Linked DNA regions of Homo sapiens: regions 2 and 3 are each linked to region 1. The links are chromatin contacts, found by Hi-C or POLR2A ChIA-PET in ENCODE. All regions are on one chromosome and are shown on one strand. Each heading gives the region's core, a stretch centred on a gene start or an enhancer-like site at or near the end of the contact. The rest is flanking DNA. Distances are from core to core; before and after follow the strand shown.

Evidence for each region. Hi-C counts contacts between places; a loop is a spot of excess contacts on that map. ChIA-PET counts read pairs that join two places held with the same protein, here RNA polymerase II (POLR2A). Pooled maps may share reads with other maps.
Region 2: a loop to region 1 is called in a pooled map, with 2.2 times the contacts of the local background. The contact joins the enhancer-like site here to the promoter of ABHD2 in region 1. A Hi-C loop is called at or near these places in 3 of 50 pooled maps. POLR2A ChIA-PET finds 5 or more read pairs at or near these places in 2 of 52 experiments (GM12878 and activated T-cell).
Region 3: a map of ovary shows a loop between it and region 1 (9-fold over the local background). The contact joins the promoter of AKAP13 here to the promoter of ABHD2 in region 1. A Hi-C loop is called at or near these places in 1 of 168 maps with a recorded cell type or tissue (ovary) and 4 of 50 pooled maps. POLR2A ChIA-PET finds 5 or more read pairs at or near these places in 1 of 52 experiments (WTC11).

The regions. Positions count from the first base shown.
Region 1 is chr15:89,086,567-89,090,172 of GRCh38, forward strand. ABHD2 (abhydrolase domain containing 2, acylglycerol lipase) reads left to right here and starts at 1,890. Exons shown (of 11, transcript NM_152924.5): 1 at 1,890-1,997. LOC124903573 reads right to left here. Exons shown (of 7, transcript XM_047433432.1): 5 at 2,269-2,366; 6 at 1,502-2,120; 7 at 995-1,375. The coding sequence ends at 1,161. RefSeq lists enhancers at 653-1,298, 1,909-2,088, 2,030-2,549.
Region 2 is chr15:92,801,866-92,805,471 of GRCh38, forward strand. No RefSeq gene overlaps it. Among named protein-coding and RNA genes, the nearest start is that of CHASERR, 79 kb to the right of the region's middle. RefSeq lists enhancers at 1-39, 2,577-2,626. Within about 2 kb of position 2,031, at least 34 of the 41 ENCODE cell types and tissues checked have a DNase peak (open chromatin) inside an H3K27ac peak, as active enhancers do; they include GM12878, where a contact is called at or near this core.
Region 3 is chr15:85,378,548-85,382,153 of GRCh38, forward strand. AKAP13 (A-kinase anchoring protein 13) reads left to right here and starts at 2,056. Exons shown (of 37, transcript NM_007200.5): 1 at 2,056-2,251. MIR7706 (microRNA 7706) reads left to right here and starts at 2,049; the gene lies at 2,049-2,115. RefSeq lists silencers at 1,907-1,986, 2,367-2,936, 2,593-2,760.

The sequences.
Region 1 (3,606 bases), core at 640-3,139:
ACCACATCAGGCTAAATTTTAAATTTTTTGTAGAGACGGGGTCTCACTATGTTGCCCAGGTTGGTCTCAGACTCCTGGGCTCCGCCTCAGCTTCCCAAAATGTTGGATTACAGGCGTGAGCCACTGTACCGGTCCATGTTTTGATACATGTATACATTGTGGGATAGCTACACCAAGCTAGTTAACATATGCATTACCTTATATACTTATCTAGTGATAATCTAAAGCTCTTTTTTGGAAGTCCAAACTGTTTTAACTCAGAGTCAGGACGATGGGGTTCATCACTAAGAGACTTTGCTACTGAAGCCTGGGTTTTTCTTTTCCAAGATGAAAGAGAATACAGAGGAATATATAAACACTGAGATGAAACCTTTTTTTTTCAAGGTAACATGACAACTGAATGAAAAATAGAGCAATGGCAAAGGATTCTTTCTTCTCCTTCACTCTGATGTACCATGGCTGTGAGTTCTTTCAAAGACAGACACAAAGGGTCTGGGGCTACATTCAGGCCTGAGAAGCTATTTCTGTCCACACTCTGTGATGTCTACACCTTCAGAATGGGGAATGGGTTTCAGGGGTCTCTGACAGATAGAGCTCATGCAATGATTTCTGGTCCGGTGCTGATCAGCCTTCAAAGGATGTTATTTGGTTACGCTCCATAAAACTTGAGCCAGCCCACTGTTCCTTGTCACAACCTGAAATATGTTGGGAAAAATTTACATGGTAACAAATGCCACTTCCCTTCTCTGACTAAATCGCTCCTCTCATTTCATCCCCTGCTCCCTCTCTCCGAGCCCTATGGGGCCTTGGTAGGGTGGCCTTGTCTGCCCTACAGGGGTTGCATTTCAAGTCGCTCAAGTGTTCTATTCTTGGTACACGACATGCCATTGCAAAAGCAGTTTCAGGCTCATAGAATTTTAGAAATGGGCCTAGTTTCCCAGCCGGATGAGGTGAGTGGGTGATGGGGGAAGAATCAGCCTTGATTGAATGCCTGTTGAGTGCCAGCCACTGTTGGCATTTATCAGAGTTTATTTAATCTTCTCATCAACTACTATTGTTACCCTCAGTTGCCAAGTGAAGGGAGCATGCGGGAAGGTTAAGTGACTTGCCCAAGCCCACACAACCGGTAGGAGCCCCAATTCCAGGCCCTAGTTCCAAGGCTACATTCTTCCAGGCGGCCTCCAACTGGGTTGGTTAAGGGTTGAAAGGACAGTGGGACAATAACTGAGGCCCGTATTGCCCAGAGCGTCCCCATCCCCCGTCCGGAGCTGGAAGAGGCCATAGACCGCTGCCTCCACATCTTTTCCTCTCCTTCGGGTTCGGTGACTCACGACCCTTCTTCCTCTCTCCCGGGATATGACCTCAAATTTCACCCCTGCGAAATTTGAGTACACGTGAGTCAGTCAGTCGGCCTGGACCCATAAGAGCCCCAGCTGAGCTACCAGCAGCTGAGCTACCAGCCGACCTCATTCCTCTGAGCCCAGTCGACAGCTGACCTTACCCAGCCCTCTAAAGCAGTTTGCGGTCACAATTACCCGTCTCTTCACCCCGCCCCCATCGACATCAAACACGACCCACCTTCTAGCCCTCCTCCCCTTTCCCCGCCCACTCCGGGCTGGCCTTATCCAGTAGCGTCTGGGTCCCTGGACTAAAGCCGTCAAATGTAACCAATTGCTGAGGAGCTCTCCCCTAAGAATCCCGCCTCCACTCTGAGGAACAGCTTCGCTGATCAATGGATCCCCTCCTAGACGCAATGAGCGCGCGGGGCAAGTGGAGAAGCGGCTGAACTGCCCAATGAACAAGCGGTTTCCGTGGTTAGGGGCGTGGCAGAAGCGGTCGTCAGGGGCGTGGCGGCAGTTACTTGGGCGGGGCCGGTAGCGGCGGGAGCTGCACTGGCCAGGGGTTCCGGCTGTATATCCATGAGCGCCGCTGGCAGCCGGGGAGCTGCAGGAACCAGACTGGGGGCGAGCTGAGCACCTGTAGTCAATCACACGCAGGTAAAGCCACGGCCGAGCGAGCTCCGCGGAGCGGGGATCGCACCCCGGACCCGTCGAACCGAATCTCCGAGCCCCGAGGTCCCCGGCGTAGCTCGGCCCATCACGCCGCAGCCTGAGGGGATCCTGGGGGGCCTGTCATCTGGCGCCGTGGGGGTCCCAGGGGCTGGCTTGCCCAGTGGTGGGGACAGCCCAGATCGCGGCGGGGGATACGCCTTCCTGAGGCCCTTTGTCCCCTTCTGCCCGAGGAACCGAGGTTGGGGACAACCCCGACCGCGGCCTTTCCCCCATTGGTGCTCACTCCTGGGTCTTCAGGGGCCTGGGGAGGGGTCTGCCGGTTCAGGCTCGGCGAAGAAGGTCCGGGATCCGCACCTGGAAGGAGAGGGCCGAGGGGCCTGATTACAGCCCGAGATACCCGAGAGGCCTCTGTGTTTCGGGGCTCCAGGGGCTCACGCAGGACCAGTGGGTTTAAGTTCTAGAAAGGCAGCTTTTGACCCACTTGGAAGCACATTTACCGAGTTCGGCCCCGCGACCGGCACTGTTCTAGGCCCTTCGTGAGCTTTTCCCACAGCTAGAGCTGTCCAGCAGCGCAGGAGGCTGCCTGCCAGGCCGGGCAGCTAGCGCCTCGACCTTGGCGATGTCCAAGCAGTGGCCTGATGACAGCCACCTGTGTCGGATGCTTAGGACTCCCAAGGGAGGACTGCATGACCCATCTGTAAGGGCCTTCTCTACCCACAAATGCACTCTAAGTGGCCTTTGATGCCTAGCTTGAGAAGAGTACTTCTGGGGGTCCATTAGGTTCCAAGTGGCTGTTGAATTCACCCATAATGAATTTTGAGGTTTCAGCTCTCAAGAGTGGGTGTTAGCAAAGAGACTGGATTATACAAAAAGATAGAGGTTTATTTAGCCACTGTGAAACTCCTTGTATTTGAACTACCATGGACCGCTCTCTTAATCTTCCCAATCTCTCTTTTTTGGTTGCTGGACCTCCAGTTTGTCAGTTTCACCTGCATTCCAGTAACCAAATCCAAAGGCATGTTCCAAGAACAGGCTCCACAGAGGGACCTGGAGAGACTGCAGGTTTGGCAGAGTCAACAAGATCTGTGCCCAGAGCTTTTCGAAGGCCGTTTCCTTACAGCCACATTAAGCAGAGTCCAAAAGAGAAATCCTTCACTACCCTCTGTCATTTGCCGGAATAGAGAGAACATAATAATCTAAAGGTCAGGAGGCAGAGAAAGAATCTTAACACACCTTGCTGTGTGTTTTAGGATGAATTAATCTTTGAACATCTAGTCAGAAAGCAGTCCATATACAGCTGGTAGTCAGCACGGACTGTGACATTTTAGAGCTGAAGGCACCTTAGATAGAGCTCATCTCTATCTAAGTCTAATTAGGTGGACTCTCATTCAGTCTCCTCAATGCACAGGTGAGGAAACTGAGGCCTGGGGTGGTCACAGGGCTGGTTGGTCATCACAGGCCCATGACTAAGGGTTGATCTCTTGACTGTATTTAGATCTAGCCAGTGCATGACTTATTTCACTCCAAGCTTAGTTTGCCCATTCTCAGTGTTTTAAGTTCTAGGGGAGTCCAGAGAGGTTAGGAGGACAGATTT
Region 2 (3,606 bases), core at 781-3,280, 3.7 Mb after region 1:
TTTTGCCGTTTCTCATGCAGTAGCTCACTGCCTGGAATGGGCTTCCCAGCATTTCCCCTAGAAATTCCATTTGCTCTTCTGAATGCCTTATAAGGATCTCTTCTCCAGAAAATGTCCTTACTAATCCTATCAGTTGGGGTTACCTAGTCATCTCTCTACTTAGTGATCAGTGTTCAAATCCTGCTTCTCTATACCAGCTCTGTGAGGTTGAATGAGCTATTCCATCTTTTCTGTCTAGGTTTTCTCATTTCCTTTTTTGTTCTTTTTTTTTTTTTTTTTTTTTGAGACAGGGTCTGGCTTTGTCACCCAGGCTAGAGTGCAGTTGCGCAATCTCGGCTCACTGGAACCTCCTCCTCCCAGGCTCAAGCAATTCTCCCACCTCAGCCTCCAGAATAGCTGGGACCACAGGCATGTGCCACCAAGCCCAACTAATCTTTTTGTATTTTTAGTAGAGATGTAGTTTTGCTATGTTGCCCATGCTGATCTTGAACTCTTGAGCTCAAAATTATCCACCCACCTTGGCCTCCCAGAGTGCTGGGATTACAGGCATGTGCCAACATGCCCGGCTGGGGCCATGCTCTTTCTGAAGCCTCCAGAGGAGACCCTCTGTTCCATGGCTTTTTCTTCTGGTGTTGGTGGCAGTCCTTGGAGTTCCTTGCTTCATGGATGATACTTCACTCCAGTCTCTGTGGCAGAAATTCTCTGGTGTGTGTAGACAAGCCTTCCTCTGCCTCCCTCTTAGGAAGATACATGTGATAACACTTAAGGCCCACCCTGATCATCCAAAATCATCTCCCCATCTCAAGATATTTTTTTTTTTTTGAGATGGAGTCTCGCTCTGTTTCCCAGGCTGGAGTGCAGTGGCGCAGTCTTGGCTCACTGCATCCTCCGCCTCCCGGGCTCAAGTGATTCTCCTGCCTCAGCCTCCTAAGTAGCTGGGACCACAGGCATGTGCCACCATGCCCGGCTAATTTTTGAATTTTTAGTAGAGGTGGGGTTTCACCATGTTGGCCAGGCTGGTCTTGAACTCCTGACTTCAAGTGATCCACCTGCCTCGGCCTCCCAAAGTGCTGGGATTACAGGCGTGAGCCATCGTGCCCGGCATCAAGATCCTTAAATTAAGCTGGGCGTAGTGAGCCGAGATCATGTCACTGCACTTCAGCCTGGGCTACAAAGCAAGACTCCATCTCAAAATAAAATAAAATAAAATAATTTTTTTTTTTTTGAGACGGAGTTTCGCTCTTGCTGCCCAGGCTGGAGTGCTATGGCACGATCCTGGCTCACCACAACCTCCGCCTCCTGGGTTCTAGTGATTCTCCTGCCTCAGCCTTCCAAGTAGCTGGGATTACAGGCATGAGCCACCACACCCGGCTAACTTTGTTGTATTTTTAGTAGAGACAAGGTTTCTCCATGCTGGTCAGGCTGGTCTCGAACTCCCAGCCTCAGGTGATCTGCCCACCTCGGCCTCTCAAAGTGCTGGGATTACAGGTGTGAGCCACCACACCCTAAAATAAAATTGTTTTAAAAGTAAGATCTTTAACTTACACACCTGCACATTTGCAAAGCCCTAGTTGTTGGGGTTTTGTTTTTTTGTTTTTTTTTTTCTTTGAGACAGAGTCTCACTGGGATTGCAGGTGTGAGCCACCTTGCCCTGCCTGTGTTTTGGTTTTTGTTGTTTTTGCCAGATAAAGTAACATTCAGTTTCCACATATTGGGATATCACTGGGAGACCATTATTCAGCCCACCACACACATCCCCAAATCTACCAGGTTAAATGGAGGTAGATTTTTAAGCTTCCCAAGTAGCTGGGACTACAGGCATGCACCACTATGTCTGGCTAATTATTTTTATTTTTTATACAGTTGGGGTCTTGCTACATTGCCCAGGCTGGTCTTGAACTTCTAGGCTCAAGCAAACCTCCTGCCTCTGCCTTCCAAAGTGCTGGGATTACCGGTATGAGTCACCACACTGAGCAAGGGAGAAGAATTTTAAGAGTCCCTATAATAACTCCACACCTCTCTAAAAACCGCACTGCTCGCCCCTCCCCACTCCCACAGGTTTTGGAGTTTCTGACTCCTGAAAGAGAATGAGTCACAGACAGTTCCCGTCAGAAAAGACTATGTCCCTCCCACCTCTCATTTAGTTCCCGTTTGTTTAGGATTCAAGTGTCTTGGGCAGTTAGATAGCTCCCCAGCCTACCCAGTTTCCCTCTTGCCTCCCCTCTACTACCCCCAGAAATGCTTGTGCAATATTGGACTGACTCACCCAGAAATAACTCATGACTCTCCTTTGTTTACAGTTTAAGAGACTAGGGTGTTGAAATATCTCAGCAAAGGCCACTGAGGGACTCTTCAGTCCAGGGACAATGAAACACTGGACAACCTGGGAGGAGTTAGGTACATTCTCTGGCCTTCTCTCAGAGGGGCTTTTGCTGTGTTGTAACAGGCAGTGGAGTGTTGGTAAATATTTAACAAGGCATCTCCAAGGGGAAAAGCCTTAATATGTAGTGTTTACCTATTCCTGTGGTGTAAATACCCCTGCTATGGCCAGTTTCAAGCTACCAACATGATGTCATTGAAACCAAAGTTGGAAAGAAAAGTGCATCATCATTCTGAGCAGCTGACTCCAACACGCCACTGTAGCTCCACTGACCTAAGGGAAAACTGTCAGTCTTCACTCCATAAGGATGTACAGGCCCAGGGGCTGGACAATGTAGCTCTTGGAAGATCACAATAGAGTCAGTTTCCTAATTTCAGGGACCAACTGTTACTGCTAAGAATAAATGGGAGGCCAGGTGCAGTGGCTCACACCTGTAATCCAAGCACTTTGGGAGGCCGAGGCAGGTAGATCACCTGAGGTCAGAGTTCGAGACCAGCCTGACCAACAGAGTGAAACCTCGTCTCTACTAAAAATACAAAAATTAGCCAGGCTTGGTGGCGTGCACCTGTAATCCCAGCTACTCAGGAGGCTGAGGCAGGAGAATCACTTGAACCCAGGAGGCAGAGGTTGCAGTGAGCCGAAATCACACCACTGCACTCCAGCATGGGCAACAGACCAAGACTCTGTCTCAAAAAAAAAAAAAAAAGAACAAATGTGTAAAATAGTCACAGATCTTTACAATCCCATCCAGCGATGAGGTTCTAGGTACAAAACAAACATTAACATCTTTCTCCTCTGGAATCGCTTGAACCAAGGAGACAGAGGTTGCAGTGAGCCAAGATCGTGCCACTGCACTCCAGCCTGGGAATCAGAGTAAGACTCCGCCTCAGGAAAAAAAGAAAAAGAAATCTTTTTCCTCTGAACTCTCATCAAACTTCTATTTCTACATCTCTTTTGATTTTTTTTATTTATCTAACAATGACTGTGCCAAGCAATATTCCAAATAAGGTATATACCGTGACACAATCCAACCTCACAACAAGCCTACAGGCAAGTACTTTATGTATTTATTTATTTGTTTACTTATATATTTGTTGACACTGGGTCTCACTCTGTTGCCGAGGCTGGAGTGCAATGGCACCATCTGGGCTCACTGAAGCCTCGACCTCCTGGGCTCAAGCGATCCTCCCACCTCAGCACCCCCAGAGTAGCTGGGATTACAGGCA
Region 3 (3,606 bases), core at 806-3,305, 3.7 Mb before region 1:
CTCAAGCAATCCTTCCACCTGAGCCTCCCAAGTAGCTAAGATTTGGGCTACCATGCTTGGCTAATTTTTGTATTTGTTAGTACAGATGGCGTTTCAATTGATGCCCAGGCTGGTCTCGAACTCCTGGGCTCGAGCAATCTGCCCTCCTCAGCCTCCCAAAGTGCTGGGATTACAGGTGTGAGCCACCGCGCCAGGCCTTGTGCCAGTTTTTAAAAATCAACAAGGACAGATTAGAGAACAGTGGAAGAGGGTGAGCAGCATGATGAAGTGATACAGAAATAATTTCACATGAAGAACTGGGCATGTTTGGCCTTTCTTTTCTTTTCTTTTTTTTTTTTTAAAGCCATTCGGTGAGGGTTACTTAAGAAAATAGGGCCGGGTGCGGTGGCTCATGCCTGTAATCCCGGCAATTTGGGAGGCCGAGGTGGGTGGAGCACCTGAGGTCAGGAGTTTGAGACCAGCCTGGCCAACATGGTGAAACACTGTCTCTACTAAAAATAAAAAAATTAGCCGGGTGTGGTGGTGGGTACCTGTAATCCCAGCTACTTGGGAGGCTGAGGCAGGAGAATCGCTTGAACCCTGGAGGTGGAGGTTACAGTGAGCTGAGATTGCACCATTGCACTCCAGCCTGGGCAACAAGAGTGAAACTCTGCCTCAAAAAAAAAAAAAAAAAAAAAAAGAAAAAAGAAAAAAAGAGAAAATATATGTGAGCACCAGAGCTCAACATTAGGAGCATTTCTGAGATTTGGAGCTATTCAACAATGGAAGTTCCTGGCACACACATCAGGTATTCACAATACCCTTTCTCAGGTGTTTGGTCACTGCTAGTGAGCCGCCTGGATCAGTGTTTCCCAAATGGCAGTCATTTGCATCTTTGCTTTTCTTTTGGGGGCGGGGGGGTAATATCCTGTACCAGATTTTTGAAAACTGACATTAAAAATACATGTTTAAAATGTGCAAAGTGCACTAAAGTGCACTGGATGTATTTTTTATTCATGTATATACTTTTGTTATCTATCACCCAGGTCAAAATACAGAACCAGCACCCCAGAGGGTTCCCTCCTCCTCCTTCCCAGCCAATAATCTTCTCCTCCTACCTAACCGCTGTTCTTACTTCAATCACTATCAACTAGTTTTACACGTTCTTCAACTGCATATAAATTGTCTCAGTTTTTTACTTAACACTTTTCTTGAAGTGCTTTCGTTTTTTGCCACTTTTTATTTGACCTAAGAAATAACATTAATGAAACAGTGGTTTGACGTGATAGGCATTTCCCTCCTAATGCGCACTAAAAACACTTAACTATTTGAAAAAAGAAGTTTCTTCGTGTACCAACTAATATATTCTCCGCCCTGTCTCCAGAAACCGCCCTTCCTCTGTGGGCCGGTGGTTACCGGCACCATTGGTACACGGACCACATTTTGTTTCCCAAAGCAACCAGATGATTTTTGAGGTCCTTTGCAGCTCGAACACGGAATGACTTTGTGGTGATCGAGTAGCCAGAAGTTCACGGAATGCACTGTCACAATTGTGATTCCGCCATAGCGCCGTGCATCCATCCAACACTTGTTTAATACCTATATTTAATACCTAATACCTTAGACGGTCCTAGGCTGTGGACACAGAAGACTAAACCCCACTTCCTGAGTTGAAGTGGGGGAAATAGAGGAGTAAATCATTTCACGATGTGTGGTTAAGTGCTGCAGCTCAGGTAACCACCAGTACACAGAGGAAGGGCGGTTTCTGGAGACAGGGCGGAGAGGAGACCGTGGGTGGGCATTTCCCAGAGCAGCCTCTGCCAGCCACCCTACTTTGATCACTTTGCCGCCGAGCAGCAGCGGCGGTCAACCTCAGCCTCCCTTAGCAACCTGAGTGCCCCGTCCAGGAGCCTTACTATTGGTCTCATGCAGCGAGATGGGCAGTTCTGCCGTGCAATCCCAGCTCGCAGTTCTTGCTCCGCGTGTACTCACGGGAGGACTCGCAGGCGTTACCGCCTTCCCGCGTGCCCCGCCCACCCTCCCGAGCGTCTTTCGGCGCATGCGCGGACTGGAGCTGTGTGCAGGGCCAGCGCGGAGCCCGAGCAGCCGCGGTGAAGCGCCTGTGCTCTGCCGAGACTGCCGTGCCCATTGCTCGCCTCGGTCGCCGCCGCTTTAGCCGCCTCCGGGGGAGCGGCCGCCTATTGTCTTTCTCCGCGGCGAAGGTGAAGAGTTGTCCCAGCTCGGCCCGCGGGGGAGCCCCGGGAGCCGCACGGTGAGAGCGCAACTTAGTTGGCGGAGTTGGGGGAAGTTTTGTGATTTGTGGGTCGGGGCGCGGAGCGCGGCCAGTCCCCTGCGGTTGCTCGGTGGGGCGGGCCCCGGAGGAGGGGCGGGGGCTGCGGGGGTTTCGGGGGCGGGCTGGACAGACGGGTCGCCGGGCGGCGCCGGGACCTCAGGTCTGCGGACCCCTCCTCCCTGCGCATCGCCCTTCTCCCGCATTGTCTGCTTGGGGCTCGGCGCGCCTCCCACTCCGCAGCCCAACTTAGAGGCCGTCGCCGCTTTCCGGGTGGGGGGCGCGCCCGGCCGCCGATGCTACCTCAGGCGCTCCGCCCCCAGCGAGGCCCCGAATCCTTGCCCCGGGTCCCCGGGTCGGCGCCGCCGGGGCGGGCTCACTCCTCCCCTGGGGCGGGCGGCCGCGGTGTGGAGTCCCCGCCGTGGAGTCCGCGCCGTGAACAAGTGCTGCGGGCGCGAGGGAGCGGCTCCCCGGGGTCGACGCGGACGGTAAACACGTCGGGCCGCGCCTGCCTGTCGGTGCCTCTCCGCGGCTTCTCGGGGGTGCGGCCCAGCTGACCCGCGCGGGTCGCAGGCGAGCGGCCCAGGAGACCCGTGCGGTCCCCACGCGCTCTGGGACCCGTGCAGCCAGCCGGCTCAGCTTGCAGCTATACTTTGATACCAAACAAAACTTTTTTTTTTTTTTTTGGTAAATACGGTTTACTGCTTTTTTTTTTTTTTTTTTTTTGCAAAGCCACGAAGTATGTGAAGTTGAAAAAAGGAAAAACCCTAAAACTTTTTAAAAAAAAATCAAGAAAGGGGGTAGATAGGTTTGTTTTGTTTTGGAAATAGTTCTTATAGCAGAGTGATACCGTCCCATTTAATTTTCTAGATCCCGGAATTCACAATGAAAATTGGATTGAGCGGTATTTTGGTGTTCATTCTTTGCTAATGACACTCCTTAATGAAGTTATTTGGAGAGTTTATTGCTTCAGTACAGTAAAAACCAGTGTGCCTTTTTTTTTGTTAGTAGTCCCCCCCACAACAAGTGTTTTATTTTTAGAAGAAGCATTTTCTTCAGTTTTTCTGAACTGTTGGATTGCGCAGATGAGGACAAACGGTGCAGTTCTTGAAAGGTCATTATTGGCAAGTTTGTGAAGAAGCTAAGATCAGTTGAGATAAATCATTGTTACTATTCTTGTATTCTGTCGTGGACTCTTGGGGATTTGCAGGCTGCATTAAGTACAAGTTTTGTCAAGTTTGGGTGCACATATTACACTTAATTTGGTTTGTGTGGCTTATTATATGAACATGATTCTGTTTCAGTTCCCCAGATGGAACTAGCTTAAATGTCTGTCA